Regions from separate parts of the Homo sapiens genome. Here region 1 is linked to region 2. A link is a loop called in an ENCODE intact Hi-C map of the cell type or tissue named here. Cell type or tissue: heart right ventricle. All regions are shown on one strand. Links, peaks and the distances in the headings refer to the core of each region. The heading gives the core; the rest is flanking DNA.

Evidence for each region. A loop is a pair of places that touch in the nucleus more often than their neighbours do. Peaks named below come from ENCODE experiments on the same cell type or tissue, not always from the same donor. Only the 100,000 strongest peaks of a DNase experiment are listed, where the experiment ranks them.
Region 1: a loop joins it to region 2, with 2.7 times the contacts of the local background. A loop is called at or near these places in 29 of 110 quality-filtered maps.

The regions. Positions count from the first base shown.
Region 1 is chr14:59,321,653-59,337,160 of GRCh38, forward strand. DAAM1 (dishevelled associated activator of morphogenesis 1) reads left to right here. Exons shown (of 25, transcript NM_001270520.2): 6 at 1,240-1,573; 7 at 2,476-2,586; 8 at 2,699-2,802; 9 at 4,012-4,078; 10 at 4,308-4,425; 11 at 4,858-4,996; 12 at 5,281-5,339; 13 at 8,849-9,036; 14 at 9,557-9,856; 15 at 10,161-10,268. Among named protein-coding and RNA genes, the nearest start is that of GPR135, 140 kb to the right of the region's middle. RefSeq lists enhancers at 8,914-8,963, 9,366-10,174. In heart right ventricle, for the core only: a CTCF peak has its summit at 8,541; a DNase peak (open chromatin) is centred at 11,797; H3K27ac peaks cover 4,463 bases.
Region 2 is chr14:59,421,535-59,437,042 of GRCh38, forward strand. No RefSeq gene overlaps it. Among named protein-coding and RNA genes, the nearest start is that of GPR135, 36 kb to the right of the region's middle. In heart right ventricle, for the core only: a CTCF peak has its summit at 7,406; DNase peaks (open chromatin) are centred at 3,376, 4,255, 6,306 and 6,817; H3K27ac peaks cover 5,994 bases.

The DNA.
Region 1 (15,508 bases), core at 4,750-12,749, 98 kb before region 2:
CTTGGCTACATCTGGGTCATGTGGTTGGGTGAAAAGCCTAGAAAATAAAGATTCCCTTTCTTTATTTGACTATAAAATGCAAACTAAGAAAAGTCTGACTCATGAAAAATACTGTGTAGTTATATGACAGAGATCTAGACTATCCTAACTGTATCAGCATTTCTCTCAATATGTTCTGCACTCTCAGATGTTAATCGATATCCAAGCCTAAATAAGTTTGGAAAATTTATCACATAAACAGGTTATGTTACTTCTGAACTTTTCGGTGGCTTTAATATGTACATGTGCATTGTGAGTTAGTCTCATTGATTAACTTAAGTGTAAGAAATATTAATAACGTTAGTATGCAACAATAAAGTATTGCTTTATTATTGTATTCAGTGTACATGGAATATTGAGATTCCATGTAGCATGTCATATAAGAGAAGAATTTTGTCACAAAACCTTAGGGATGTAGATTATCATTTGTTCAACAAGCAAATATCCTGGAATTTAAGGAAGCTTTTGACTTTCATTGATAGGGTGTTTGGGTCAGTGATCAGCACTTAAAAGTGCGTCAGCAATCAACATATAAAAGCGCATGGGCCAGACATGGTCACTCACTATCCCAGCTACTTGGGAGGCTGAGACAGGAGGTTTGCTTGAGGCCACAAGTTCAAGACCAGTCTGGGCAACATAGCAAGTCTCCACCTCTTAAAAAAAAAAGTTAAAAAGAAAAAATTGACTGGGAATGGTGGCACGCACCTGTAGTCCCGGCTACTTGGGAGGCTGGGGTGGAAGGATCACTTGAGCCCAAGAGTTCAAGGCTGCAGTGAGCTATGACAGAGCAAGACCCTGTCTCTCTTAAAGAAAAAAAAAAAAAGGATTGGGGTGGGGGCATGGGAACTGTATGCTAAATAACACAGGAACAGCAGATGGTTTTAATCTAAGACAAGATATGTATTCCGAGTATTCTCTTGCTTCTAATTTTTTATGAATATATGATCTGTTGTTTGGTTCTTTGTACCCATTGAGATATGTTTATCACAAATGGAGGGGTTTTTTTTCACACTTTTGGTTAGAACTGACTATTGGGTCTGTGCCAAGGAAGAGGCAAAGAATTAAAAAGACTTCATCAATGTAAGCCTTTTGGCACTTTAGGAACTAAATCTTTCTTTCCCCTGCCCTCTAGACTTTTCTGTTAGGGGCTATTATAAAACCCAAAGGCACTTAAGCATGGTGCATTTCTCTTCATGACAGGTTTGTAACCAGATTCATCGACTTGGATGGCCTATCATGTATCCTCAACTTTCTAAAGACCATGGACTACGAGACCTCAGAGTCTCGAATACATACTTCTCTCATTGGCTGTATAAAGGCGTTAATGAACAACTCTCAAGGCCGGGCTCACGTCCTGGCTCATTCTGAGAGTATTAATGTAATTGCTCAGAGTCTGAGCACAGAGAACATTAAAACGAAGGTGGCCGTGCTGGAAATCTTGGGCGCCGTGTGCCTGGTTCCCGGGGGCCACAAGAAGGTTCTGCAGGCCATGCTGCACTACCAGAAGTATGCCAGCGAAAGGACCCGCTTTCAGGTGGGTGTTCGCTCAGCCTTCTTCACTCACCCCTTCTTTAAAGTCTGCTCAAACACGTGCTTTTCCTGTCCCTGAAAGGGGAATGTTACTTGAGATGTCCTCTTGTGGTGATTACTCACAGTGTGACTTTAAACATTCCCTTCTTCTTAGGTTTAAGAACCAGAGAATAGAGTATACTTTCAATAGTTGATGAATCTGGGCCTTTAGATTTGCAGAACTTGAAAATGTGGTCTTGCATCCTATATGTCATATAGCACACATCTTTTGAACCCACCAAACTGGGTGTTCCCTGAAAATTTTACAGCTTGCCATTCTTGAATTAGGATCAATATTAATAATTTTTCATATTTCACTATATTACTTGGATGTAAAAAGCAAGCAGAGATAATGAAGCAAAGGCTTTTGTATACATGTATGTATGATGTAAGAATTTTGAAATTAGAGTTTTTAGGACTGTTCTTAAGGAGAAAAAGGGTGGCTTTCTATGGGTCAGTGTAATCCTGTCTAAACGTAAGATTTTAAAAGTTAACTTTTTGGTGGCTCACACCTCTAATCCCAGCACTTTGGGAGGCTGAGGCAGGCGGATCGCAAGGTCAGGAGATCGAGACTGTCCTGGCTAACACAGTGAAACCCCGTCTCTACTAAAAATACAAAAAATTAGCTGGGTGTGATGGTGGGCGCCTGTAGTCCCAGCTACTCGGGAGGCTGAGGCAAGAGAATGGCGTGAACCCGGGAGGTGGAGGTTGCCGTGAGCTGAGATCATGCCACCGCACTCCAGCCTGGGCAACAGAGCAAGACTCCGTCTGAAAAAAAAAAAAAGTTAACTTTTGAGTATAAAAAAATTCATAAAATGAGCATAAGGTTAGTAACGTTTCAGTCCTTTGTTTTTCTATTTTTGATAGACATTAATTAACGACTTGGATAAAAGCACTGGGCGGTATCGAGATGAAGTGAGTCTCAAGACTGCCATCATGTCCTTCATTAATGCAGTGCTCAGCCAAGGTGCAGGAGTGGTAAGAACCTTCTACAAATTAAAAATATATTAGTAAATAATAATTTATAAAAAGTGATTATTATGTAGTCTAAAAACCACAAATATGTATTTTATTGCCATTTTACTTTCAGGAGAGTTTGGACTTTAGACTTCATCTTCGCTATGAATTTCTGATGTTAGGAATTCAACCTGTAATAGATAAATTAAGGGAACACGAAAATTCAACATTAGATAGGTAAGTCAGACTATTATGATGTGAGAAAGTTTCTGTGTTTCCCATCTGTGTAATGCAATACCTCATCAAGTGCTGGCCTGTGGTTACTTGTGCCCTGTCTGTAACATAAAGAGCTTGTATCAGAATGTTAGTTCAGCTAATGATGTTTTCATAGTAAGACTTTGTTGATGAGGGAAGCAGCACATTATGTAGAGAACTTAATGTGGGTTTTAGCATTAGACCTGAATTCATATCCTATCCTAGTCCTGCCTCTTATTCCTGTGTATCCTGGTGAAGTTACTCAATTTTTCTGAATTTTGCTGTTTTTATAACTGCAAAAGATAGTGCTGGTGGTGATGATGATAATGACAGTGATTTTCCAGGAATGATGTAAAAATTGACTATAAAACCTATGGAATTACTTAGCCCCTTTGATAGGCATTCTGTGAATGTTAATTTCCACTACCTGTTCATTTCATCGTTTGCTATCATTTCACTGAGTCTAAGCTATCCCAACTTGCTTTCAGAGCTTTTCTCTACCACGGCTCTCCTCTCCTGTATATTCATATACTCCAACATGCTCTTCTTCTTGATATTCTGTGAACACTCTTGCATCAGTGCCTTTGCGCTTGCTGTTTCCTCAGCTTCAAAAGATCTTTCACAGATGTCCAAATTGTTGGTTCCCTAGTTCCCTGGAGAGAGACCTGTTCTAACCACTGTGTGTACATTATTCACCTCATCTGCCATCATTTTCTATTTCCTTTACCCTGATGTGTTTGTCTTCATAAAATGTATCCTGGGTGTGTAGAATACATAGTAGGAGCTCAATACATATGTGACTGAATAAATGAATGGCATGATCATTTCTTTTGTGATCTTTAATTCAGCTGGAAGTTAAGTGTAGGTATATGGGCATGTTTTTCCATAAAGGGAATCCATAGTGGAATCTGAACTTGATTGTTTTTAGATTTAGTTTTAATTTAATAATTGCCTACTGTATGCTAGGCATCGTAGACTTTTAAATTTTTCTCATATTGTGATCTGTTTCGCTCAGGTGATGTCTTTTTTTCTTAGAAAGAACAAAGTTGAAGCTTTCAAATTTTGTTACATTGTTCCTTTTTGAGATATCTCTGAAAAGTCAGGAAAAACCATGATATTAATGTCCTCAGTCTTATGCACCTGTGTTTATAGGATGTTCTACTTAATAACTTTTCTTTCATTATTTTTCAGGCATTTAGACTTTTTTGAAATGCTCCGAAATGAAGATGAACTAGAATTTGCCAAAAGATTTGAACTGGTACGTATGCTTACAATTATTCTGGTTTGATTCATCAGTTCACATTATTTCTGTCTGTAATGTGTGTTGTAGAGTCCACATGGACTTTAGGGCAACCTAAAAGCAAACTCAAAGCTCTATTTTGTTTCCTAAGTGGCAGGATTAGCTTCTGTTTGCTTTGAGTTTACTTTACACTGGGGAAACTGAGGAACTTAGATGTTTGATTTGATTTCTTTTTCCTGTGAAATAGGTTCACATAGACACAAAAAGTGCAACTCAGATGTTTGAGCTGACCAGGAAGAGGCTGACACATAGTGAAGCTTACCCGCATTTCATGTCCATCCTGCACCACTGCCTCCAAATGCCTTGTAAGTGTGTTCGTGACTCACATGTGTGCTTCTGAATGTTTGGACATTGTCCTAATGGGTTCTGGCTCCTGCACAGTGCTGATTACATTGGGTGCACACCAGGGATTCCAAGCCTTGGTTTTATGACAGCCAAGTATGTGTGTCTACATGGCTTAAAGGGTGTTACAAAATTTTTTAAATGAAACAAATTAAAATTTTGATTTTAAAAATAAAAAATATGCCTTACAACCTGTTCAGAAAGGGGTAGAGGGTACCTCTCAATCAAATAAATGATCATTGCATGTCAAAATTCCATAACTTTGGGAAGCATTGGTGCAGATGTTATAAACATCTCTGGTTTGGTGGCTTTAAAGGGTGACCACCATTGACAAATATTCATCCTAGCTTAGAAACAACTTGAAGATTTTTTTTCACTATTCTTTTCTTTTTTAGACAAGAGGAGTGGCAACACTGTTCAGTACTGGCTACTACTAGATAGAATTATACAGCAGATAGTTATCCAGAATGACAAAGGACAGGACCCTGACTCCACACCTTTGGAAAACTTTAATATTAAGAATGTCGTACGAATGTAAGTCTCTTCTTATTCTGCTGCTGTGAGATAATGGTGACAATGTAAGATATTTATTTTATCCTACTTCAGAGTAACAGCTGGGAGAGCTGAAATGTTCTAGGGGTCAAATATGAGTTACTGTACACATGCACTATAGCTAAGTAACATCTGGTCTTAAATGGGTTTCAAGCATGCACTGAGGATTTTCTCTGCAGTAGACTATTTTTGTACCTGGGGAGAATGCAGTTAGCAGTGGACCTTTTATATTTTTTGTAATAAATGCTCCTTGAACTCTTACACAGGTTGGTTAATGAAAATGAAGTTAAGCAGTGGAAAGAACAAGCGGAAAAAATGAGAAAAGGTAAATAATGAGGCCCTGATAAGAGGCTGTGTTATTGGTTATTGGGTGACCTTGATTTCCATATATTTTGGAAATTTACATTGATGTTTCTTGTTAGCTTGGTGCAGGCAGCCTTTCTTTTTCCATCTTTTAAGGGCATTTTGCACTGAGTTTCTTAAATTGAGCTATTTTAGTTGTCATACTGATTCTCAAATATTTTATCCTTTTATTATAATCATGTAAATGTTTTGAAAAGCTTATAGCATTTGCTGTTCAGTATTCCTTAAATCAAATTTTCTTAACTACTAATAATTCAAACCCTTCCCCTACTCCGTCATGGCTCTTTAAATCATACTGGGTTTTAAGAAATGTAATAAGGGACTTGAGGAATTATCCAAAATTTTAAAAGAGAAGAACAGGTCACTTGGTTTCTTTTTTTTTTTTTTTTTTTTTTTTGAGATGGAGTCTTGCTCTGTCACCCAGGCTGGAATCAGTGGCGCCATCTCGGCTCACTGCAAGTTCCACCTCCTAAGTTCACGTCATTCTCCTGCCTCAGCCTCCCGAGTAGCTGGGACTACCGGCGCCCGCCATCACATCCGGCTAATTTTTTGTATTTTTATTAGAGATGGGGTTTCACTATGTTAGTCAGGATGGTCTCAATCTCCTGACCTCGTGATCCACCCGCCTTGGCTGCCCAAAGTGCTGGGATTGCAGGCGTGAGCCACCGCGCCCGGCCTACTTGGTTTCAATAACCCAATTCTGTCCATGACCTTGATTTGGTACCAGTTATAAAAAGAGAAGTCATTCAGAAAATCAGTGACCATTGCTGAGATATGTGTTACGAAACATTAGCTGGCCAGCTATTAGTGTGTATTTGAATATGTCTTTGATATTATCTCTTAGTATCAAATGATAGGAGAGACATTTATGTCCATCAGTGTACCAGCCATACAGAGAAATGTATGTAATTTTCCTTCCTGTTTTAAAATATTAACAAATTGAAGTTGGCCTCTTTGTGGAAATAATCATACTGCCAGCTACCATGCTCTCACCATACTGGTTAACTGACTTCCTTTTCCTTGTCCAAGTTATTCACTCACAGCCAATGAAATACAATAGCATTCACCCCAATATTTAATGTGCTGAAAAGCAGGTCCCAGAGATGCCTAAGCATTTCCTTTTCTCTCATCACATTTCCACTGAGCAGAAAAGCAGGGCCATAACTGATATCAGAAAATACCAATTGTGAACTAACTACTGTTATGTTACGAGTTCCTCATATGTATTCAGATTGCTCCCAAATAAGTGACATTGCACATGCATTTTAAAAAATAAATTTCAGAAACTGCTACAAAAATGATAGAAACATTGACTAAAAATCAGGGTAAAGAGATTAAACCAAAGAGAAAATAGTCAATGAGTGGATATTTTAGGAATACACTCTAGAGCATGGAGACTCAAGTGTGCAGGTTGAGGAGAGCACTTAGGATGTAAGCTTTCGAGTCATTCATTCATTCGTTCATTCAGTGAATACCTGTTGAATGCCTGTATGTGTCAGGCACTGTGCTGAGCTCTGGGTCTGAGTCTCAGCTCTCCCCCTTTCTCACTGTGTGGATGGGCTAAGTGATTTCCTCTCTTCTCCCCCAGTCTCGACCTTTGCAACCTGAGGATTAATCCTGACTCACAGCGTGGTTGTGAAGATTAAATGACAAAACAAATATAAGATCATTAGCATAGTGTCTGGCACATACTAGTTGCACAATAAATGATAGCCACTGTTGCAGGATTTAGGTGGCTGAGATGGTACAAAAGAAAATCACCAATGTCAGTGGGAGGAACAGGTTGTTTTAGTGTTTTAAAGTGAAATGATGGGTAGAGTCTAAAAGAGGAAAGATTATAGTTAAATGTTAGTTTTTTTCTAGAAGCTTCAGGTGGCAAAATTGTATTCAAGAGGGCATATTTTGTTAAAATAGTCCAAGGGTAGAAGTGATAAGGAGACAGAAGTTCTGTGGACCTAAAATGTAGAGAATATTTGGGGAGAATTCTCTTTAGGGCAGCACACCCAGGAAGTGCTCAATAAAAGCTTAGTGACTGAATGGTAAATAGATACCATTTGTGGAGAGAGTCATTTAGGCTGGAGCTTCCCAAACCTGGCATACATCAGGATCATCTAAGCCCTGTAGTCGACCTACAAAATAGACTTCTTGGAATAGTGTCTGGGGAGTCTTGAAATGCTGAAAGTTCTCAGGTAATTCTGAGACACAGCCAGCTTCATCAAAAGCTAATGACCAGTGAGAGGAAGGCAAGTTTCTAGTCCTGAAATTGTGAAAGAAGAATGAAATGGAGATAAAAGAAGGAAAATGGGATATAGAGAGGTCATTTTTGGATGTATTTCTGGAGAAGTTAGGGAGGCAACAACAGAGTGGTAGAAGTGGATTGCTGACAAAATCCAGGGATTTTAGTGGCTTGAACTCCTCTCTGTAAACTCTAATTTGGGGGAACTCAGGAGAGAGAAGGTCAGAGACAGAGAAAACAAGAATTTAAATGTGTTAGCAAATTCAGAAATAGAGACCAGCTCTATTAGTATAGCTCGGCCCCAGTGGGTTATACCTCTAGTGGATTTATTGATATAAAAAGAATAGGAATTGGGGACATGTATTTGAAATAAAAATCCGCAGCCTAAACTTTGTTAGTTCTCTTTTCCAAAACTCATCACTCCTTTCAGCAAGCTTGTATTCATTGGCAATGTGAATATGCATTATGCTGAATTGGATGCCCTGTTTTATTATAGCAGGATTGAGGAAGTCAGTAAAACTACAGCTAAGAGTCAATATTTTTCTCCCCTGTGTTACCATGATTTTCGCGTTCTACTGACCCCACTCCCCTTAAGATATTTAATACTGAGATGATAACATTTGCTTTCATATGCCTTAATAATTGTTTACTGAAAGCATAAAATACTTCAAGTAGCCTTCTGAGGGGAGATGGGAGAAGTGATTCCATCTGGGGACAAACCCTGGGTCTGACAGCAGCTCTTCCTCACAGGTGAGACCCTCCCTTCCAGCCCTTCGGCTGGTTGGATGTGAGCTGGCAAACCTAATTCATAAAAGCTGAACTACTCTTTGTCTCACTTCTAATTTGTGAAAAGAGGCCATTTGAATATTTATTTTTTTCCTTGTATTGCTAAAGGACCATTTTAATGACAAGATTCTGAATCAACTACCAAACAGTTACCATTCTCCTCCACAAGAAGTCACTCAAACTTTTGTTCTGTGTTTAGAACTGTGAGTGTAGGCTCTCTTCTTCAGTCTCTTACGTAGTTAATAATAACATTGTTCATCCGAAGCCCACTCCAAGCACAAACATCATTTAGCCTTTGAGTTGCTCCCTTTGATGGAGAAGAGGAATAATATTTACCTAATAAAGATCCTCATAATCTCTGCCATCATCCTCAGTCAATTTTCTTTTAGAGAAAATGCTTCAGCTTTGAAGACTCTCCTGTTTTCATGTCCAATTGTTTTCTCGTGTAGAGCACAATGAGCTACAACAGAAACTGGAAAAGAAAGAACGAGAATGTGATGCTAAGACTCAAGAGAAGGAAGAGATGATGCAGACCTTAAATAAAATGAAAGAGAAACTTGAAAAGGAGACTACTGAGCATAAGCAAGTCAAGCAGCAGGTGGCGGACCTCACAGCACAGCTCCATGAGCTCAGCAGGGTGAGGTCTTCCGCTCAGCTCACGGGCAGCTGCCAAGGCCTCACTGACCCTAGAGCCCCTCACCCTTAAGTAGAGAACTTCATACTGGGGGAATAAAATCTGAAATGGCTCATGATTCATCACAATTAGGAGACTCACTCCCTCTGCTATCATGTAGGCAGCAGAGGCTGTTTGGGGGTGCATTTTTAAATACTGTACAAATCTAAGAGCAAAGGAAATTGCATTAGCTTCTTAAAGTGAAAACTGACTTCATGAAAACCAGACTGTCTGTGATGGTGCAAGAAGTGAGAGAGATATGAATGCATCCCAGACAAGTACTTGAGTGTCAGGTACAAAAGGTTGATGCACTGGAGTCCATAAAGGCCCAAAAGAGTCCATTCGACTTTACCGATCCTTTAAACATTCTCAGAAGGGTGAATTTCTCTATAATAAACATTTTAGGCCAAGTTACAGACTCTTAAATCATTCAATGAATTTACTTCTTCCATTGATCTTTCTTTTCCTATTTTTATCTTTTCAGAGGGCCGTCTGTGCTTCAATCCCAGGTGGACCCTCGCCTGGAGCACCAGGAGGGCCCTTTCCTTCCTCTGTGCCTGGATCTCTCCTTCCTCCCCCACCACCCCCACCTCTACCAGGTGGGATGCTTCCCCCTCCACCGCCTCCCCTCCCTCCAGGTGGCCCTCCTCCTCCCCCAGGGCCTCCTCCCTTAGGGGCAATCATGCCACCTCCTGGTGCTCCAATGGGCCTAGCACTGAAGAAGAAAAGCATTCCTCAGCCCACAAATGCCCTGAAATCCTTCAACTGGTCTAAACTGCCCGAGGTGAGCCATTTGTTCCAGTTTTCCCTTTAATGGATAGCATTAGCAGCTCATTGTGTTATCACTGAAAGGGAAAACAGCCCTGGCTGTTAAATGATTTCATTTTCTAATGTGGACCAAGAGTTCTCACTAGCTCAGATATTTAAGTGATAAAGCTTCTGAAATAAATGACACATTGTTTGAAACCCGTCACTTTGAGTGTCTGGTAGACTGAAAAATTTGGGATAGAAGCACTTTTTAAATAACCATCCCTGTTCTTTTTATGTATAACTGTAAACTATAGCACTTATTACATTGATGTTTCTAGAACAAACTGGAAGGAACAGTATGGACCGAAATTGATGATACAAAAGTCTTCAAAATTCTAGATCTTGAAGACCTGGAAAGAACCTTCTCTGCCTATCAAAGACAGCAGGTAACAGCATATGCCCTCCAGACACCAAAAAGGTAGAAAAATCATGTCTTATGCATGATCTCTGGCCCATCAGCCATGGCCGTGATGTGACCGGCATATGAATTCTAGGCTGTTGGATCTACCCTGTGCATGTCCGTGTCTCCGTCCAAGTGCCTGTTAGTTGTATGTGAACAGTCGAAGATATATAAGCTCCTTGTTAGGGAGTTTCATATCTGGTATATGTCTAAGACCTTGTCTCTATTGGTGTAAAGAGTTTTGTATGCTGTCACTTGTATTTAGTCAAAATGGTTCACCAGGAGAAAGTAGAAGAGTTAAGTAACTTAAATTGTCACCCCACAATGTTTGTATCTAAAGCTATTTTGGTTCATCTGAATTTTTTAAAAATACATATCAAATGGTTACCATTTGAAGCAGAATTCTTTGTGAAATGGATGGAATTTTTAGAAGTATGGAGGTTTTTAAATGACTATAATTTGGCCAGTAGATGGAACTTAGGAGTTTTTACTATATGTCATGAACAGAAGTGGGGTTGTAAAGACCGAGCAAGTGGGGAGATGGTAATGGTGCAAATAGGACCAGAGACGCTACTGAAAAGTGAGCAAAGCTTTTGTAATAGTAGCAAAAACATGTGATTTGGTGCCTGCTGGCACTCCACATTGACAAGGCATCACTATGTGAGCCCCAGTCACATCTGTGTGGTACCTCTTGTTCTTCAAGAGGGCATCGTGATACAGCCTCTTAAAGTTAGACCAGAAGAGAACACAGCAAGGTGGCCAGGTCTGGAGAGTTTCAGAAGAAAAAAGAAAAGGTGGAGTAGGATCCCAAATAATCAAAGCCTTGAGAAGAGAAAACTTGAGTCCAGTAGTGTGAGAAGAAAGATTCTTAAGTATGACTGAAGAGGTGGAATGATGGAGAGAGCAGAGTTCATCCTAAACAGGAACACACGAATGCTGGGCCTCTTACGGGGCTTTCCTTGGGCTTTACTGAGAGGCCCTTAACTCCCAGATGAATCATGGGTGGAGCATCCTTAAACAAGCAGCAGACTTCCTAGTTGGTTTCCTTGGCTTAGTCCCCAAGAAAGAGTGTATCAGAAAAGAAATACTGAGCACCAAAAGAGTAGATGGACTCAGGCTAGGGGGAGAAACAAAAACTAAGGGTTTCTTGTTTCATTTTGTTTTGTTTTTCAAAATGGCCTTTGATACATCTGAAATGGGGGGGAAAAGCCAATATTTAAATGAATATTTTTCCTTAAGAAAGGGAAAGCTTTTCTGCAATGCCTTTTATGCTACTTTAATAAAATACAAAAATAGAGGCGGTTGCCTGCCATAGTGACATGAACCCTTAAAACAGGAGCCCTCAGCTGCCCACCCCTACTGTAAGTAGAAAGGCAAACTTGGGCAATGCTATACACACCAAATAAGGGAAGATGAAAAAAACACAATGAAGATAAGGCATTGGCCAATAGAAAGCAAAACAATTTATCCTTCAAAGGACAAAAGTTGTCTTTAGAGTCCTCACGTGGCAGGGACTGTGACCAGACTCATTCCTGATTGGCTGCAACATGCTGCCTCTTTCTCTGTCTGCTGTCCTGAGAAGGTGTCTCCTTGGCCTTGACATGGAATCTTGATCCATTTTAGCAAATTTCCTGATAATTCAAATAATCTTCTAACCTGGCTACATGTCCCATTGCTTTCCCACTTCAGTTTTGATCGCTGATACTGTTCCATGCTGGTTGCCTAATATGAAGATTTGAGAACGTAGAGAAGTAAATTAAAGGAAGGAAAAGCAGCAGTTGTTCCAAATGATGCTATTCAAGTCTGAGCATGTGGGTTGCATTTATTATAAAGGCAGGTGGTTGAAAGACCTAAGTTTACAAGACTCATAATTAACTGGCTTTCAGCAGAAGGTGCAGAAGGATACTGCCAAAATGCTCTGGGACAAATATGTGGACAGTTCTCAAGAGCTCTGGGAGACAAGATTGCAGAAAGCCTAGCAATTGGGTAATTGTCTCCTAGCAACCAACACTGTTTAAGTAATCAGTATGCATTCCAGTCAGGAGAGTCCAGAACATTTCAGTTATACTTAACACTAAGTAGACCAGTAAGTAGAATCAGTTGTGACCATATTTTCAATAGCACTTCCTGGAGAAACATTTCAGCATACCTGATCAGCTTGAGTAATTCAAGTAGGTTTTCTCTTTTGGTGCAAGAATTTGAAATGAGAATTTTTTAACTGTAAATATATTTTCTAAATAAGGATAATTTGAGCCATTTTATTGAAATTACTGAATTCTGATAGAAAATCCAAAGATGTGGACACTTTAGTTGGAATATATAGGACACAGTAAAGAAAATGGGTTGCCTGTCATTAAATGTCCCCTTATCTCATGACCAATGGAAATACTCAAGACCTATGCATTTTCATTTCAGTCTTGGCAGTGCATTATATAATTCACTTGAACTGCTCTCTTTTCTACTCGCAAATGAATACTCGGGATCTATTTTTTTCCATGATGTCTCCTTTTTCCTCCCTCCAGAGTCATGACACCCTGTTCAAACTCTCTGGACTTCAGCCAGTTGTTTGGCTAGATACAATTCTCAGAGAGGCAAAGGAACATTACAAAGGTAATGGCATGAATACCATTACCTGTATGCATGCAACAGGAACCCTGCACAGAGTAAGATTTTGGAAAAATCTCAGTAGTGTCGGATTAGTATAATTTAGATGAATACTGAGAAATGACACTTAGGGGATATATACAAACATAAGTGTATATGCACACACATATATGCTTACACATATCTGCATAAAATATATCCAGTTGATGTGAGGAATCATTAAAATGAGAACTTATATTGTCTGCTTTGTATACAAAGTACTTCAAAGGATGAAAATGTGTTAAATTTTTGCACAGGCCCACAGTGTAACTTACAGTATAAAAGCAGAGATGAGAAAAAGCTGTAAATAACTATAATATGGACTACAAGATGATAATATTAAGCATCCATTACATTCCTGATGCCAAGTATGATATGCACAGTTCCCAATCTCATCAACCTTAAGATTTAGTTCTCAATGGAGCTCTTATACTTATTTTCTTCCTTAATGCTCACCCCCAACTCTATGAGTAGATATTCATATTTTATAGATAATAAAAACATGGCTTGGTGTGTATTTAGTAACTCCAAAGGGACATAATTCCCAATTTCACTTTGCTCTTCCCCATGGTTTTTACTCATTATAAATGTCAGACTTTGTATAGGATTTTCTTTCACTCCAGCTTTAAGAACAAGACTACTCCTATTCAGAATTTTTTTTCAGTGTAAATATCAAAGGTGTGCAGAGCTGATTATGTAAGCTTATGTGCCACATGAAATGGGATCTAATAGCAGGCAGTTATTTCTCCACTCACATTCCAAAAGTTCATTTGAAAGTCAATGTCTTGAATCTCAGGTCCTCTTTTTCTCATTGAAACTACATTATACATGATTTCCAGGTCAGCCACAAAAGACTGATTTAAATGGTAGCACATTGCATAGCAGTACTTTTCAGATACAATTAAACAATATTCATCTCCGTTTTATGGGAAATTTTCATCCCTAGATGCTATAAATTCATTTCTCTCTATCCATACAATTGAATAGAGGGGAAATGAGCTAAAGGCACTACATTTACCTAAAGGGAGTCATATCTCTGTAGCAACAAATTCACAGTTCACTATCTCTTCCTTCCCCCTGATCTTTGCTTGAGGACAGCCCTTCCTTAAGGATCCTATTGTCATCACATTGTAAAACTTCTCAAAGCCTCTACTCTGGGTTAGGAACAAAGAATAACGGTGGTCTCAGGCTCCAGAATCCAACCTCTCCTGCTTATATGTAATACACAAGACATTTTGGGGGCTCCATTTAGAGCATTCAATGATACCTTCTGATTTTTTATAAATTATCAAAGAATTTTCCTTTTTTATTCTCTTTACAATTTTTATTCTATAGGTATAATTTTCACATTGAAAAATGTTATGATTTAAGATATTTATTTCAGTAGGCTTGATCCTTAGCCATGGCACATGAAAACAGAAGAGAGAAATATAAATAGTGGTGTTGTTTTTTTTTTTTCTTAAGACCAAATGTAAGTTCTGTAACTGAGCTTCATGATAAGAGTTAATCAGATGTGGGGTTTTATATAAATATAGTGTTTGAATTTTCCTGGATAGAGATTCATAATTTTTACCAGATTTACAAAAGTCTCAAAAAGATTAAAAACCATTCATGTAAAAGTTATGATTATCTGTGAAGTGTTGAGTCATTATCCCATTGTGGAATTCAATCTATAGCACTATCAGCACTGCTTCCTGAAAATGCAAGTCCCAACTTCCTATTTATACTCCAAGCCCTAAGCTTTATGCCAGAAATTGCCTGGAAAAACCAGACATCCTGTTAGGTGAAGCCAAATATAAGTGATTCTACCACATTTGACCCAAGCCAATTAGAAGTATCTTTTGTTACTTCTCTCTGATTTTTCAGTGAATAAGCTTTCAAAAAGAATGTTAACCTACTTGAAATAGGCCTGGAAGCATCATTATTTCTAACATGCCCCTTTGAATGAAACTCATAAGCTTTATGATTTTATTTCTAATGTGCCAAGTAAAGGACTTTTAAAAGAAGTGGAATCTTTAGGGTAATAATTGAAGAAACTCTTGCTTGGCATTCTTCATCCTCACCTCTAGAAAGAAAATGTATTACATAGTTATTAACTATTACACTTATTGCTGATGGTGGTCACAAATTGGAGATCTTGACCAGCTGTTTTTTCAGCTCAACTGAAAGCAGAGCCAAAGGGGAATAAGTGGACTTGATCATCAGGTTGAAAGATGAAATAATTGTATTACTGTAGCTTCCAAGTACTGAGCTCATACATATGTGTCAGATACCTATGTGTCAGGTACTATACACAACGCATTACGTGATTGTCATGTTTAATCTTCACACCAATCAGTTGTTAATTAACCACATTTTACAGACAGATAGACTGAGCCCCAAGCCACACACCCGGTAAATAACAGTTGCCTGATTCCACAGGCCTCTACACTAGAGGTCAGAAGTCTTAATTTCCTGCCACTGGGAACTCATAAAATAGGATGAGTTGCCAGTGAACTTCAAAAAAGTTTCTTCTTTGAGGGTCAGACAGTAAGAGCAGAATCTCTAAGTTCAACTAGCAACTCTCTCTTTAAGAGAAAAAAA
Region 2 (15,508 bases), core at 2,699-10,698:
AACAATAATATATTTTAAATGTTCATTACAGTGTTTAAGACATAGTAAATGCTCAATAAAAGTTAGTTTCAAGATAATTGGTTGGAATTCTAGGTAGATGTAAGAGAGTAGAAAGTAGGTTGGACCCATATTGCAGAGAACCTTGTGTGGGATGAGAAGTTGGAAATTCCACCGTAAGCAGTAAGGAATTACAGAGATTTTAGAGTAAGAAAGCGACCTCATTAGAGTTCCGCTGGACAGGAGCATATAGAATGGGATAAAATTGGATGAGTCTTCAGAAGGCCATGTAATTAGTCCTAGGGAAAGGTAATGAGGACCTGAGATAAGACAGGAAGTATAGAAATTAAAATGAGGAGTCACTTCAAAAGGCTTTATAAAGGTGGGTGATGCGGATATAGTGACTGCTTACATTTTGGAGGCAAAAGAGAAGGCAAACTTTTGAGCCTGCATAGCTGGGAGAGTAATAATGTCATTAGCCAGGAAGAATGAGCTAAGAGGAAAGATAATGAGATAATACTTTGGCTCTGAAGAATTTGGGGTACCTGTGAGGCATGTGTGTGAAGATGTCTGGTGGACAGAAAGGACAATAGAGCACGGAAGAAGGGTCCTGGCTAGAAACTCTGGAGTCACCCGCCAAGAACTATTGGTGGAAGCGAGGGGTGGGTGACACAGATCCTTACAGGAGCATTGAGACTGCTGTAAAGAGGAAGAGAACCAGGAACTGAGATGTGCATGAGACCAGTCCTGCGTGTCTGAAGAGGTTACCAAGAGGAAAGCCCTTCATAAACTGTCAAGTACTGCAGAGATTCAAGCTGATGAGAAGCAGAGGAATGAACAGCTGCTTTGGAGAAGGCCACAGGGAGCCCTTTCCTGAACCAACAGTACCACTGTGATTTTTGGATGGTTCTCATAACCAGTCAAATGGATTAATCACACTGCTAGTCCCTTGGGTAGGATGTGATGGCAAAGGAGTCATGAAGCCAAGCTTTTTTGACAAGAACATTTGCTCTTGAATGCTTCAAGTAACTTGCTGGTCATTCCAATGTTCTTGATTATGTCAACTGCTTTTTGAGTCTGTACGTTCAGCCATTTATCCAAATTAAGTAATGATCCCTGGGGGCTTCGATGGCAAGGCATTGGCATGGGAATCAATGGTGCCATCTACTGTCCTTTTCTTTGATAGAAACAACTTCGGGAATAAACTCCTTTTCTCCCATCACACATTTAGCATCTGGTCTTTTAAAGTATAAATAGTTCCACATTTTAAAGTTTTTAACCAGTCAAAGGATGGTTAGTAGCACTGGCCCCTAAGTGCTAGCAAGATTTTTCTGATATCTCCCCAGATGGTTATTTGGGAGGTCAGAACCTGAGGCCCAGAAGTCAGGGACCATAAGGGAAGGAGGTCACCATAAGGGAAGGAGGTTACAAGTGTCAGGCGCTGGCACCAGGCTTTCCAGGTGCCAGTACCTGACACTTGTAATCCCAGCGATTTCCCACAAGGGCTGTAAGACTTTGTTACTTTATCTCCAATTTTCAGACAAGGACTAAGAAAAGTTAACTAAGGTCAAATGCGAGCAAGTGGCTGAGCTAGAAGCTGAATCTTGATTTGCCTGACTCCTGTGTTTTTTCTACTAAGTAACTTCTGCCGGATTTGTGACAATTCTTGCAGACATTTACCCCGTAGTTCGCGAGCATCAATCCTCAGACTACAGCTAGTGGGGAAGCTGCACTTCATGGCATTGGATCTTTTATTTTTTTCTTAAACCATTTAGCACTTCAGCATTTATGCTAAATTCATCATGCCATGTGTTTTTCTGGATACATTTTATTTTCAAATGCTTCTATGATTGAATTAAAGAAATCAATTCCTATTTCAGTGTGACTATTTTTCCTATACTCTTCTTAGATGAATCTGTGACAAGAGAAGGGTTAAAAATCAATTTCATGTCAGTGAGCGGGTCATTGTTATTAGTACTTTTTAAGTACTTTGATATAACTTTGTTTTTTTGGAAGTGGGGTCTTGCTGTGTTTCCCAGACTGGAATGCAGTGTCATGATCATGACTCACTGCATCCTCGAACTCCTGGACTCAAGAGATCCTCCTGCCTCAGCCTCCTGAGTTGTTAGAATTACAGTCACCAGGCACTGTGCCCAGCTCTCTATATATTATTACAGAATATTATTTCATAAGCAAAATTGCAAACATAAAAAATTGAAAGTGCTTAGCAATAATAAAGCTCCATTCTAGAAATGTAGAAATTATTAAAAATTGTATATTTTAGTTATTCATGGATAATGCAAATATAACAGCCATTTTGTGCAAAATATATGATAAATCAGAGTAAACTTAAGAATGTCCATGTAAATTAATTTAATAGTTTTCATGCTTTCCCCAAATATGCTGAAAAGGTCTCACTTGCCCTAGGGAAGTACATACACATAAAGCATGCCTTAGTGAGGTCTGCAGTTTTGCTAAAATAAATCACTACTTTCCAACATTAAGGGGAAACAGTAATTTATAGGACTGCAGTGAATACAAGTTTTTTAAATTATGGTCTGTCCTAGGGGAAAACTACCCCTGTACAAATGTATTTACAAGAAAATAGTTGGAAAAGTTTGGAAGCCTGCGCACTGTGGCATAATCTTTTATTACCATAATTATTTGCCTAAGTTAAGGTGCTTATCAGACTTGATCTCAGCCCTAACAAAATTTGAAGTAGTAAAATAGCATTCAAGTAAGACCTACATCATTACAGCAATATCCCTGATTCTTCAGATTTGAGGAGCGCTAAAGTTTTCTGAGCTCTTTTATCATACTGCCTCTCCAATGAGGTTCCTTACCTAGAATAAATAAGAAATTAAAATATACTGATTTATAAGCCATTTGACAAGAGTAATTTGTAAATTAGGTTGGACCTAAGGATGAACTATGATGGTTTTATTGAGAAGATTACAACTAGTGTCCAGTCTCTGTAGGGAATTTTCTTCCCTCTAGCCAGAGCACATTTGAAAACTTTTCCTTTTATGGCTTTAGTTAAAGAAGAGAGTTGACCTCTACACAAACTCTCATGAGCACACATAGAGTTGTGTGGGGTTTTTCTTTTCTGTCACCCCCCATCACTTCATATTTTAGACAACCTAGGCCGAGGGTCCCCCATGTTCATCCCTTTCCTGCTGAGACCTAGGTCTCTTTGGAGCAGACTCCTTCCCTAGATTAATCCCATTGTCTGACTTTTCAACATCCCACAAAGGGCTGCTATGTCCTAATCAAACAAACAAACAAACAAAGAAAAAACACACATGGTTACATGGATTGGAGCCACTTAAAGTTCACGTTCTCGGACTTCTCCCCTCCCCTTGCCCTAGAGCTGTCCCATGGGATGCCCTTGGCAGCCTTCTCTTCCATCCTCTTCAAAGGCTCCACCTCCCTCAGACCCAACCACCTCCCTTCATCCCTATTCTCAACTGACAACTTCCCCGCTCACAAGCTAATCTACTCCTCACCCACCTTCATTCCTTTTTTTCCTTTCCTTTCATTCCAGGGGACAAGGCTACTCCTACCACTTCCCTCAGGAATCTTGTTCCATTAACTATTATCTCTCTGGTATTAATGTTCTATCTCTCCTTGATTGATTCTTTCCCTTAGCAGACACAGACCCTCTTGGATTTCCTGCCACCTCCCTGGTCCACATCTTGGGCTGACGGTCCTTAAATGTAGGTGGTCCCAGGCTGTTTTTGAAGCTCTCTTCTTTTATTACTCTCTATACTTTTCTTTGATATCCCCATATTTACCCTGTAACAGTCAGGATTCAGTCAGGAGATGGAACCACACCAGTTATGTTAACTGAGATAAATTAACATGAAGAATTGTTAACTATGTATAAAGTTGTTAACTAAGTAACCCAAAGAGTGAAAAGAAAACTCTAAGACATGGCAAAAGTAGCACCTGCAGGAAGCAACTCCACCTCTAGGGCTGAAAGGACAAAGGAAGAAGCTGGAATTACTAAAACCAGAATGTAGAAAAGAGACTGCCTAGTGAGGGACCCAGACCTTGGAAGAGGGGACATAGTTGGTCACTGCTAGTGTCTCTAAGCGGGGGTAAGAGGAAGCCGGTTTTGCAAGTGTTAAAAAAAAAACTACACACTGGCCCCAACAGCTGTTACTGGAATGATCTGCAACTGCTGGAGGGAAGCAGTGAGGTTGCAGGGAGACTCACATCCTGTCCTCCCTCCAGCCCTGCAGCTTCCCTCTATTAGCAGAGCCTAAGAAAAAGCCAAACGGTCAAGCAGAAATGAGGTTTGCAGAGTCCTAGCTCCAGCATCAGAAAGCATGTATGGAGAGCACATTTGGAAGAAAATATAAAAATGGGCACAACTCCACAGCCTCAAATATCACTGGAAGGGGCCGGGCACGGTGGCTCATGCCTGTAATCCCAGCACTTTGGGAGGCCGAGGCGGGTGGATCATTTGATGTCAGGAGTTCGAGACTAGCCTGGCCAACATGGTGAAACCCTGTCTCTACTAAAAATACAAATATTAGCCGGGTGTGTAATCCCAGCTACTCAAGAGGCTAAGGCAGGAGAATCACTTGAACCTGGGAGGTGGATGTTGCAGTGAGCCGAGATTGTGCCATTTCACTCCAGCCTGGGCAACAGAGCGAGACTCCGTCTCAAAGATAAATAAAAATAAATAAATAAATAAATAAATAAATAAAACCACTGGAGGATTCAACAATCTGTTTCCCTAGCCCAAGTTTCTCTCTTGAACTCCAGGCTTTTTTAACCAGCCTCCTGTTGGAATATTTCTTTGCATGCCCTATGGTTACTTCAGACTCATTATGTTCTAAATTGCTCTCATTACCTTTCTCTTTCCCAGCCTGTCCTCTTCTTCCACCCTGCTCTCTCCATGTGAATGAGTACCACCGTTATGTCTTTATGAAATGCATAAATGTTATTTCATCAGTACACCTCTGGCCTTTTGCGCTCAAATTGAATCAATCATTAGAGCCCTTTCACTTCCCTTAATATCTCTCAAATCAGTTCCCTCCTCTTCAGTCCCATTTCTACTCTCTTAGTCTCTACCCCCTGTCATTTCCTACCAGATTAAAACATCGTCTACTAACTGGTCTTGCTGTCTCACATTTTACTCTGCTGCCATACTCTGGGCTCTAATTTCCTGACAGTGATCCCCTATACAAGCAGAATGATCTTCCTTAAATGCAAATCTTGTCACCCTGCTCCCTGCCTAAAATCCTTTACGGGCTTCTCCCAATCTTCAAAATTCCTTTCTCTTTGGTATGACTTAGAAAGTTGTCCAGCTTTAATTCTAGCCTCTACTTCTGTCCCCACCCTCTTTCCTCATTTCAATCCAAATTCAATCATCTGAGCATACCGCACTACCTAGCTTTCTTCAGCCTTGCCATGTTCTTCATGGCCTCTGCATGTTTGTACATCCCCTTGCCTTTTCTGGGTTGATCTTCCTATTTCTCACTTCTGACCCTTCTTCCCCTTTCTAACTTTTTTCCACCCTTCAAGATTGAACACAAGTTTTAACTCCTAGGGGTATTTTCTCTGTCTCAGCCCTCATGCCCGCCCCTGGTCTGTCAGGGTCTCTCCCTTGAGCCCCCACACCCCTTCATGTTGGGCTTCTTGGGGCTATTCCTGAGTGGTTAGGAGTGAGAGTTCTGAAGCCAGACACTGTGTTCAATTTCCAGCACTTCATATTGCTGTACGTGTGACCTCGGGAAAGTTATTTAGCCATGCCACCCTCAATCCCTGCATATGTAAACCAGGGCTTATAATAATACCTTCTGATAGGTGGTTATGAAGATTAAATGAGAGATATGCAAAAGCCCAATTCCAGTTTTTGATCATTCTTTTCAAAGTGTCTCACATAATTCTCTGGCTACTGGTACATGTAGATTATTAAAACCAGGGCACAAATTGATAGTGCACTGCTTTATCACAACACTGCTGTTCTGCTAAAACCCTCAGCCACATTTATCTCAGAAGGGCCAGGACCAGATGGACACTATCATTGACTTGAGTCTATAATTATTTGGGGATGGGCTCAAGTCTTGCATTTTTGTTTTTTAAGATACTAGGGTCTTCCACTCTCTTTAGGAAAAAGAGCGAATGCTTTGCCAGCCCTATTATCCTCTGACTGGTGTTAAAGCGCATTTAGTGGGAATGTCATTAACTTTTTCATGGGAAAGATGAAATTGGCCAGCACCCTGTTTCTCCCTTCCAGTTTTGCTGTGCTCCTGGCTGTGCCTAGAGAGGGAAATCCAATGAAGCGTGAGGTCAGGCAGCCCAAGCTCTTCCCCAGGGTGCACTCAGCCAGCAGGCCTCGGTCCTACCTTGAGGCAAACACTCCTTCTAAATGTTTATTTATGCTTTTGAACCCAAGGTCCAATGGGAACATGAAACATATGATTCCAAAAGAGATTACCCCCCACGGATTTCTTCTACCACACACAGAGAAAAGGAAAACCATGTATAAGCCAATAGTTGGGAACTTCTCCAGAGAGCTTCTGACCGCCATGTATGAAGCCCTTAAATATAGCTGTGGGGAGAGCAATGCCCAGGGAAGGCACGTGGACAGAATGAAGGCGCAGGCGTGTATTTTGTTTTAATTTTCTTTTCACCAGACCTATCCTTGACTTTTCACAGATTTCCCCAGCCGAAGAATCAGGATGGATGATAACATGGGAGAAAAATGTTCCACTGTGGCCAATCTGTGTTCCTCCGGAGAGTCACTTATATGCACGTGGATGGGCAGCCGGGAGCCCTGGTTGGACCATGAAGCAGCTGGGGAGGTCAGGCTGCTCCCTGGGAGCTGGGATGGAGTGACCTCTGTCTTTTGGTTCTCTGGCTTTGGTCCCACAGCAGACTGTCACCTCAGATGGCCTCACTGAGTCAGAATGAGTTACTGGCAAGTTAGCAACAGTCAAGCTATATGATGTCCTCCTGTGTCCCCCTCTGAGAACACTGAGAGTCTGACACTCCTACTGCTAGGCTGTGAAAATGACTAAGAAAAATGTAGTAGGGATGGCTTTTTAAAAAGCATGACAAGTTTTTTAGCCTTGCTCAAAAAATACCTCTCCTTAAGGAAAAAAAGCAAGAGGACCTGAGCATAGGCGTGGGGGTGGGAGGGAGCTAAAATACTAATGTCTCTAGGGGAAGTTGCCTTCAAAGGAATATAGGACTGCAGGGTGACTCATGTTCCCTGGAAATGGTTTATGTTCTAATACTGAATCTGTAGAATCACAAAACCAGATTGTATGCAAGCATTTTGCACATGTTCATCATCATTGTTACATGTCACAAGTATATTACTTTTATAACAAAAGTCTTATAACCAAGTTGTGTCTTTACTTTTTATTCTTCCACACTGCAGCTCCCCCTGCCTGGCATGTAGAAGGATAATCAGAGTGCTGGTCCTGCATGAAAGGAAGCTATCACAAACTATTAATGAGAGATGTTTGAGCCATTTTAAAATTGGTGAGAGATAAAATTTTTATTTTTTAAAATTAGAGTCAGCTTGTAGTTATTCACTGTAAAGAAATAAAGAAAAACATATAAGCTTAAATAGTTGGCTTTCGAATATATTTTATATAAATATATTTGAGTGTATTTATTTCTACTTCTGAATATAGTTTTCATCTAGGATTTTGGGAAGCCAAGTAATTTCCTACAAACTAAATGAAGTACATTGACTTCATACCTTTAAAAAAAACCCAAAAAAGGGCCGAGCGCAGTGGCTCACACCTGTAATCCCAGCACTTTGGGAGGCCGAGGCGGGCGAATCACGAGGTCAGGAAATCGAGACCATCCTGGCTAACATGGTGAAACCCCGTCTCTACTAAAAATACAAAAAAATTAGCCGGGCATGGTGGCAGGCGCCTGTAGTCCCAGCTACTCGGGAGGCTGAGGCAGGAGAATGGCGTGAACCTGGGAGGCGGAGCTTGCAGTGAGCCGAGATCGTGCCACTGCACTCCAGCCTGGGCGACAGAGCGAGACTCCGTCTCAAAAAAAAAAAAAAAAAAAAAACCCAAAAACAAAACAAAGAACACTCTGTTTAAACGAAATTGCTCAGAAGCCCTATATGTAAAATAGGTATAAATGGAGCAGCTTTGGTTGAAGCAGAAATTACAGGCCTTAAGCCGAGCCCTCTTGGCTGTCATGTGCACCTCATAGCAACACAAAAGGTGCTCTGGAGACAGCAGTTTACATAAGAAAATGAACACACACAAAGATGTTCACCATCATTAGCCACTAGGGAAATTCAGATGAAAACCGCAATGAGATATCACTGCACACCTATCAGAATAGCTAAAATAAAAAAGGGTGATGATACAAATACTGGCAAAGATAGGGAGAAACTATGTCACTCGTGCACTACTGGTGGGAATGTAAAATGGTATAGCCACTCTGGAAAGCAGTTTGGCAGTTGCTTAAAAAGCTAAACACGTAACTATGCAACCAAACAATTGCACTCCTGGGCATTAATCCCAGAGAAGTGACAACTTATGTTCACACAAAAACCTGTACGCTAGAGTTCATATGAGCTCTATTTGTAATAACCCCCAAATGGAAATAACCTAGATGTCTTTCAACAGATGAATAGGTTAAACTGCAATACATCTATATGATAGAATACCACTCAGCTATACAAAGAAGCCAATTATTAACACATCAAACCTGGGTGAATCTCCAGAGGATTATACCATGTGAATAAAGCTGATACCAAAATGTTGCATACTGTATGATTCCATTTATATAACATTCTTAAAATGTCAAAATTATAGAAATGGACAAAAGATTCATGTTTTCTAAGGGTTAAGAATGTGGGAGGGAAGTGGAAATGGCTTTAAAGGGCATGAAGGATTGTGTTGGTGATGAAACGACCTGTATTTTGTCTGTATCTACATCAATATTCTGGATGTAATAGTGTACCATAGTTTTGCAAGACGTTGCTATTGGTAAAACTGGGTTAAAAGTACATGAGATTGGCCGGGCGCGGTGGCTCACGCCTGTAATCCCAGCACTTTGGGAGGCCGAGGCGGGCAGATTACGAGGTCAGGAGATCGAGACCATCCTGGCTAACATGGTGAAACCCCATCTCTACTAAAAATACAAAAAATTAGCCGGGCATGGTGGTGGGCGCCTGTAGTCCCAGCTACTCAGGGGGCTGAGGCAGGAGAATGGCCTGAACCCAGGAGGCGGGCTTGCAGTGAGCCAAGATTGTGCCACTGCACTCCAGCCTGGGCGGCAGAGTGAGACTCCATCTCAAAAAAAATAAATAAATAAAATAAAATAAAAGTACATGGCGTCTCTGTATTATTTCTTACAACTGCATGGGAATCAAAAACTTTTTCAGAATAAAAAATCTATAATAATATTTTAATCCTAAAAAGATGATCTCTCGAAATCCTGTGTTCAACTGTAACTTGGATGTCACTTGTTTCACCCTGTTCAGACTGATTCATGCATCACTCTAGTGATGGCAGTGTGCCCTTCAGACAAATGTCAGGTTACAGGTGAAGTTCAACTTCCCTCCTTCTAATCCAGTAAAAAGCACTTACTTGAGTTAATATCATGAATCAATGAAGTATTCAGTGCTGGAAATGAACCTACTGTTTTGTTTTGTTTTTTTTTAAGTTCATACCTCCTCTGAACTAGATAGGCATTTAAGTGATAAAGCAGAGGAAGCAAGAAGGAGATATCAATGAGAAATGATTGGTTGGTTGGATCATGGCATGTACCTACCTCACTTCAAAAAGTGATTTAGGATATGTTATTTTAAAAATACGTGTTCTATATTGTGGTAGGCCGAGTGGTAGTCCTCCAAAGAGGTCCATGTCTTAATCCTCAGAACATGTGAATATGTCACCTTGCATGGTAAAAGGAACTTTGCAGATGTGACTAAGTTAAGGATCTTGAGATGAGAGATTAGCCTGTATTATGCAGGTGGGCCTGATGTAATTGTAAGGTTCCTTACAAAAAGGAGGGAGGAGTTCAGAGAGAGGAGAAGAGAATTTGTTAAGGAAAGCAGATATTGGAATGATATGGCCATAGCCAAGGAAACTGGCAGCCACTGGAAGCTGGGTGAGGCAAGGAATATTCCCTCTGAAGCCATCAGAAGGAATCAGCCCTGCTGACACCTTGATTTTAGCCCTATAAGATTCATTTCTGATTTCTGACTTCCAAAGTTTAAGAGAAGAATAAATATGTGTTGTCTTAAATCACTGCATTTGTGGTAATTTGTTACAATAGCAACAAGAAATTAATTGAAGGAGAAGAAAATAAAGAGGGGAAAATATGATGAAGCAATAGCTTACTCTTTCTTGTGTCTAATTTTATTGAAATACTAATTTGAAAGCAAGATTTACTTCTTATAAACTCTATGTAGACTGTGCACTTGAAAGCTTACCAAACAAAACAAAAACAAAAAAATCAGTCAACTCGCGTAGCGAGACATTGTATAATCTCTAATAATTAACTTTTTTGTACTCTGCCAGTAAAAAAGCTCATATTAGAAATTATTTTTAGGTCAGGTGCAGTGACTCACATCTGCAATCCCAGCACTTTGGGAGGCCAAGATGGGCAGATCACTTGAAGCCAGGAGTTCAAGACCAGCCTGGCCAACATGGTGAAACCCCATCACTAATAAAAATATGAAAATTAGCCAGGCACGGTGGCCTGTAGCTACTCAAGAGGCTGAGGCAGGAGGATCCTTTCAACATGGGAGGCAGAGGCTGCAGTGAGCTGAGATCACGCTACTGCACTCCAGGCTAGGTGACAGTCTTGACTCTGTCCCCCCCCGCCCCCCAAAAAAAGAAAATGTATTAAGCACGTCTATCGTTTGTCATAGTCTCAGTAAGAGTTAAGCTCAATATTATCTCTTTATTTCCATTTTAGAAAACCAAGAACCAAGTAAATTACAATAAATTATTTAGAGCTTGGCATGCATTTCTCTATTCTTTCTCTATTTCATATTTTGAAGGCAGCTTTTTTTCATAACCTCTGGCATCATTCCCTTTACATTTAAATCATCACCATTCATTCATTAAACAGGTAATTACTGCTATACATAAATATATATACCTATAGATACATATACACACATATAAAAATACACATATATGTACATATACATACACATACATATAATAGGAATTAAATTACTCCCCTTATTTATAGTAGACGTGTGAGAACAGTGAAGACACTGATTTTCAAAAAGGCGAATTCCAGAACATGATACCTCTCATGGCCTAGAAAGTCTTTAGGATGTTGTTAAACAGTGGTTTGGGAGCATTTAGAAAAGACGTATGGCCCGGAGTGGAGTGGCTCACGCCTATAATCCCAGCAGTTTGGGAGGCCGAGGCGGGCGGATCACGAGGTCAGGAGATCGAGACCATCCCGGCTAACACAGTGAAACCTGTCTCTTCTAAAAATACAAAAAATTAGCCGGGCGTGGTGGCGGGCGCCTATAGTCCCAGCTACTCGGAAGGCTGAGGCAGGAGAATGGCGTGAACCCGGGAGGCGGAGCTTGCAGTGAGCCGAGATCGCGCCACTGCACTCCAGCCTGGGCGAAAGAGCAAGACTCCGTCTCAAAAAAAGAAAAGAAAAGAAAAGACGTATAATCCTTAGGAGTCAGCAACATGGTTTCCTGATGGCTTTTAGAATGACAAATCCAGATAGAGTTGGTATTCACCTAATATAAGAGCTTTGGAACCTTCTCTTGTCCCAGTATATGCCACATCCCACAGGCTCCAACTGGCATAGGACTGTGTTTCAGAGAGTGCCTATTAGCATGTGAATGACTCGAGAAGAAACAATGTTCTTGCCAAGATTACATACGTATGGCTTAAAATATAATTACAATATGCTTTTAAAATATGCCACACATGTTTACAAACCACAGCACATCAGAGTATCTCTCTGAGGTCATCTAACTCAGCCCTACAGAATCCTTCTACAGCATCTACTTGAATATCCCTAGAGAATGGGAATCTATACCCTCCCTGTTCAACCTATTCATTAGACAGTTAATTTATATAGAATAAAACTCTGACCTTAATCTGACATCAACTCATCGTTCATCTGTAAATTAAAAAAAAAAAAAAATCCTGGGTTTTTTTTTTTTTTTTTTTTAAGATGGAGTTTCGCTCTTGTTGCCCCAGCCTGGAGTGAGTGCAATGGTGCCATCTTGGCTCACTGCAACCTCTGCCTCCCAGGTTCAAGCGATTCTTCTGCCTCAGCCATCCGAGTAGCTGGGATTACAGGCATGCACCACCATGTCCGGCTAATTTTGTATTTTTTAGTAGAGACGGGGTTTCACCATGTTGGTCAGGCTGGTTGTGAACTCCCAACCTCAGGTGATCTGCCCACCTTGGCCTCCCAAACTGTTGGGATTAAGAGTGTGAGCCACCACGCCCGGCCCAATCCCGTCCTCTTTTAACACGTGAAGATAGTATAAGGCTATGTCAGACCGTTCTTGCATTGCTGTAAAGAAATACCCGAGACTGGGTAATTTATAAGAAATGAGATTTATTGGCTCACGGCTTTGCAAGCTGTCAACTGGAAGCATAGTGGCATCTGCTTCTGGGGAAACCTCAGGAAGTTTCCAATCATGATGAAAGGCAAAGGGGGAGCAGTCACATCACATGGCAAGAATAGGAGCAAGGGCCGGGGGAGGTGCCACACACTTTTAAATCATCAGATCTCACTCACGATGGTGAAGACAGCACCAAACCATAAGGAATCTGCCCCCATGATCCAAACATCTCCCACCAGGCCCGCTTCCAGCATTGGGGATTACAATTCAACATGAGATTTGGGCAGGGACAAATATCCAAACTGTATCACAGGCCCTGCTTCCAAAATTTTTTTTTTCCCAAGTTAAACATACATTTTTTTCTTAACTTTCCTTCACAGGTCATTTTCCAGGCAGATCTAGCCATACTAATCTCTGCTGCAAATTTTTCTAAACCAATTTTATAATGTATTGCTCAGACCAGGACAAATACTCCAGATGTCATCTGCCACAACAGGTTATAACAGTTATGAAGGTAATGCTCTGTATTCATCTGTGTGGCAGGAAATCTCATTAGCTTCATTGAAATAATTACACCAAATTATGTTCTTTTGTATCTTTTTCCAAGTAATCATAAAAAATGTTTTATAGAAAAAAATGTAAGGATTAAACGCTGTGATACTCTAAAAGAGATATCCTGCCACATAGATACTTAGGTTATTGTGTTGGTTCAGCCAGCTGTGACTCCACCTCACAGTTCAATAAAGAGCCAGCATCTCTCCAGCCTCTTCAGAAGGCTGCGCTGGAGGACTTCCAACCATGCTAGTCATGGTACATTATAGGTATGGCATTCCCCAGATGCAACAAATCAATAATGAGGATAATTTGGCCTGTCTTACAATTACTGAACTACTTTTTTGACTCCTAGCGATAACTTCTTTTCTAATGTTCTTCCACCATCTGTTTAAAATGAGCTCTTGAATTTTTCTAGGACATGATATCATCTTATAGGATTTGACCTTTTGAAAATCTGGATGAGGAGGTGTCTCCATTTTCCTAACATCAACTACCCCCCAACAGTTTTGAAGATTATATATAGCAGTTCTGAAAGCATCTCCATATTTGTTCATCACCCTGGGATAAAATTCATCTGGACTTACGAATTTGCACTAAACTAAAAACAACCAGAATTCAAAAGAACTCCCCTGCCTGCCAATGACTTAGTGTCACATGATAACTGTGGCAGAAGGGGATCTGCAGTCACTAGGCTCTTTAAAGATACAACAGAGCAGCGTTGGTGGTACAAAGGGCTTCACAGCAAATGGCAGTAGATAAATCTGCTATTGTATCTTCTGATTATTAAGATAATTAAGATAATTAACTTTATTTGGGTTACTACGCTAGGAATTATCCTATTTCTTCATAACATGAGTTGTTAACTTTCTTGTTACCATTGAAATAGAATGCCACTAAGGCAGCTACCAGCATTTGTCACAAACATGAAACTAGCTCCTAAAATTTTAGGCCTTAAATATGGAGATAAATTTAGAAGACATTGTAGTATCTCCCCAACATCAATTTCAATCTCTCCTTTTGTATAGGTTGCATTGGGTGGGGTTGACTTCACTCCCAACTCCAGGGGTGCCCCCAGGTTGCTTTGAACTCAATATGCCACAAAGATTGATTAGGGATGGACATATGACTTAATGCTGACCATCAAAGCAGGATTCAGGACATTTTTTCCATGGCTTTGAGGGGAAAAGCTACCTCCTTCCCCTGGCTGCTATCTCACCCACCTATTAATCCAGAGGAAAACCAGTTTGAAGATAAACTCTACACATGAGAGAGACCAGAATTTACACAAAACATAAGTAAACAAAAACACCACACTCACATTGAAACAGGGTCCTTGATCAAAATAAATCTGAAGCTTACACTACTATGGGACCAGTCTTTCTCAAAGTTCAATAGAAGAAATAAGCCCTAAGATATACATTGCATGCAATAATGTAGCTTCTGTCCTATGCAACTGGAATGGTACTAAGTATGTCCTATCCTTGGGTGAACTGAGAAAAGTTACTCAAATTACTTTTATGTTCTGTGGTTCAAATGAGGAACTCTGGTTGCAAAAGCAATTTGACTCTGCAGTTGGGTGTACTGATAAGTCAGCTTTATTGTTTAGGCTAGTTAGAGTTGGGGTTTCCATTTCTTACAGCTGAAAGCTTCCTAACTAGTATAACGATCAATCTTTCTTGCACTCCCATCTGTTGCTCTGAATGCAATTTCAACAAAATTACTGGGAAATTTTCAAAAAAATTACCAGAAAATCTGGCTCAGCAGATGCAGAATTCTGTAGGTTATCTGCTGTATCCTCACTTGATTCATTTCTCAGACATTCAAAAATGCTGAACAATGATAAAAGGGTCAATCCATAAGGAAGATATAACAATTATAAACAAATATGCAAGTAACAGGAACTGAAAATGCATGAAGGAGAAACAGACAGAATGGAAGGGAGAAATAGACAATTCAACTATAATGGATTATATACCATTATCACCATTATATACCAGTTATCCTAGGAATGCAAGGTTGGATTAACATCCAAAAATCAATCAACCACATGACCACCTCAGCAGATGCATTAAAAAGCATTTGACAACATCCAAAGCCTTTTCATGACAAAAAATCATTCAGCAAACTATTAACAGGAATAGAAGAGAACTTCCACAACCTGATGATGAAAGGCATGTACTAAAAGCCCAGAGCTAATATTTACCTGGGAAAGACAATACTTTCCCCCTAAGATCAGGAAAAAGACAAGATGTCTGCTCTCACCACTTGTATTCAACCTGAAGGTTATAGCCAGGGAAGTTAGGTAAGAAAAATGAAATATTAGGTTGGTGCAAAAGTAATTGTGGTTTTTGCCATTACTTTTTATTGGCAAAAACCGCAATTATAGCCAAATAA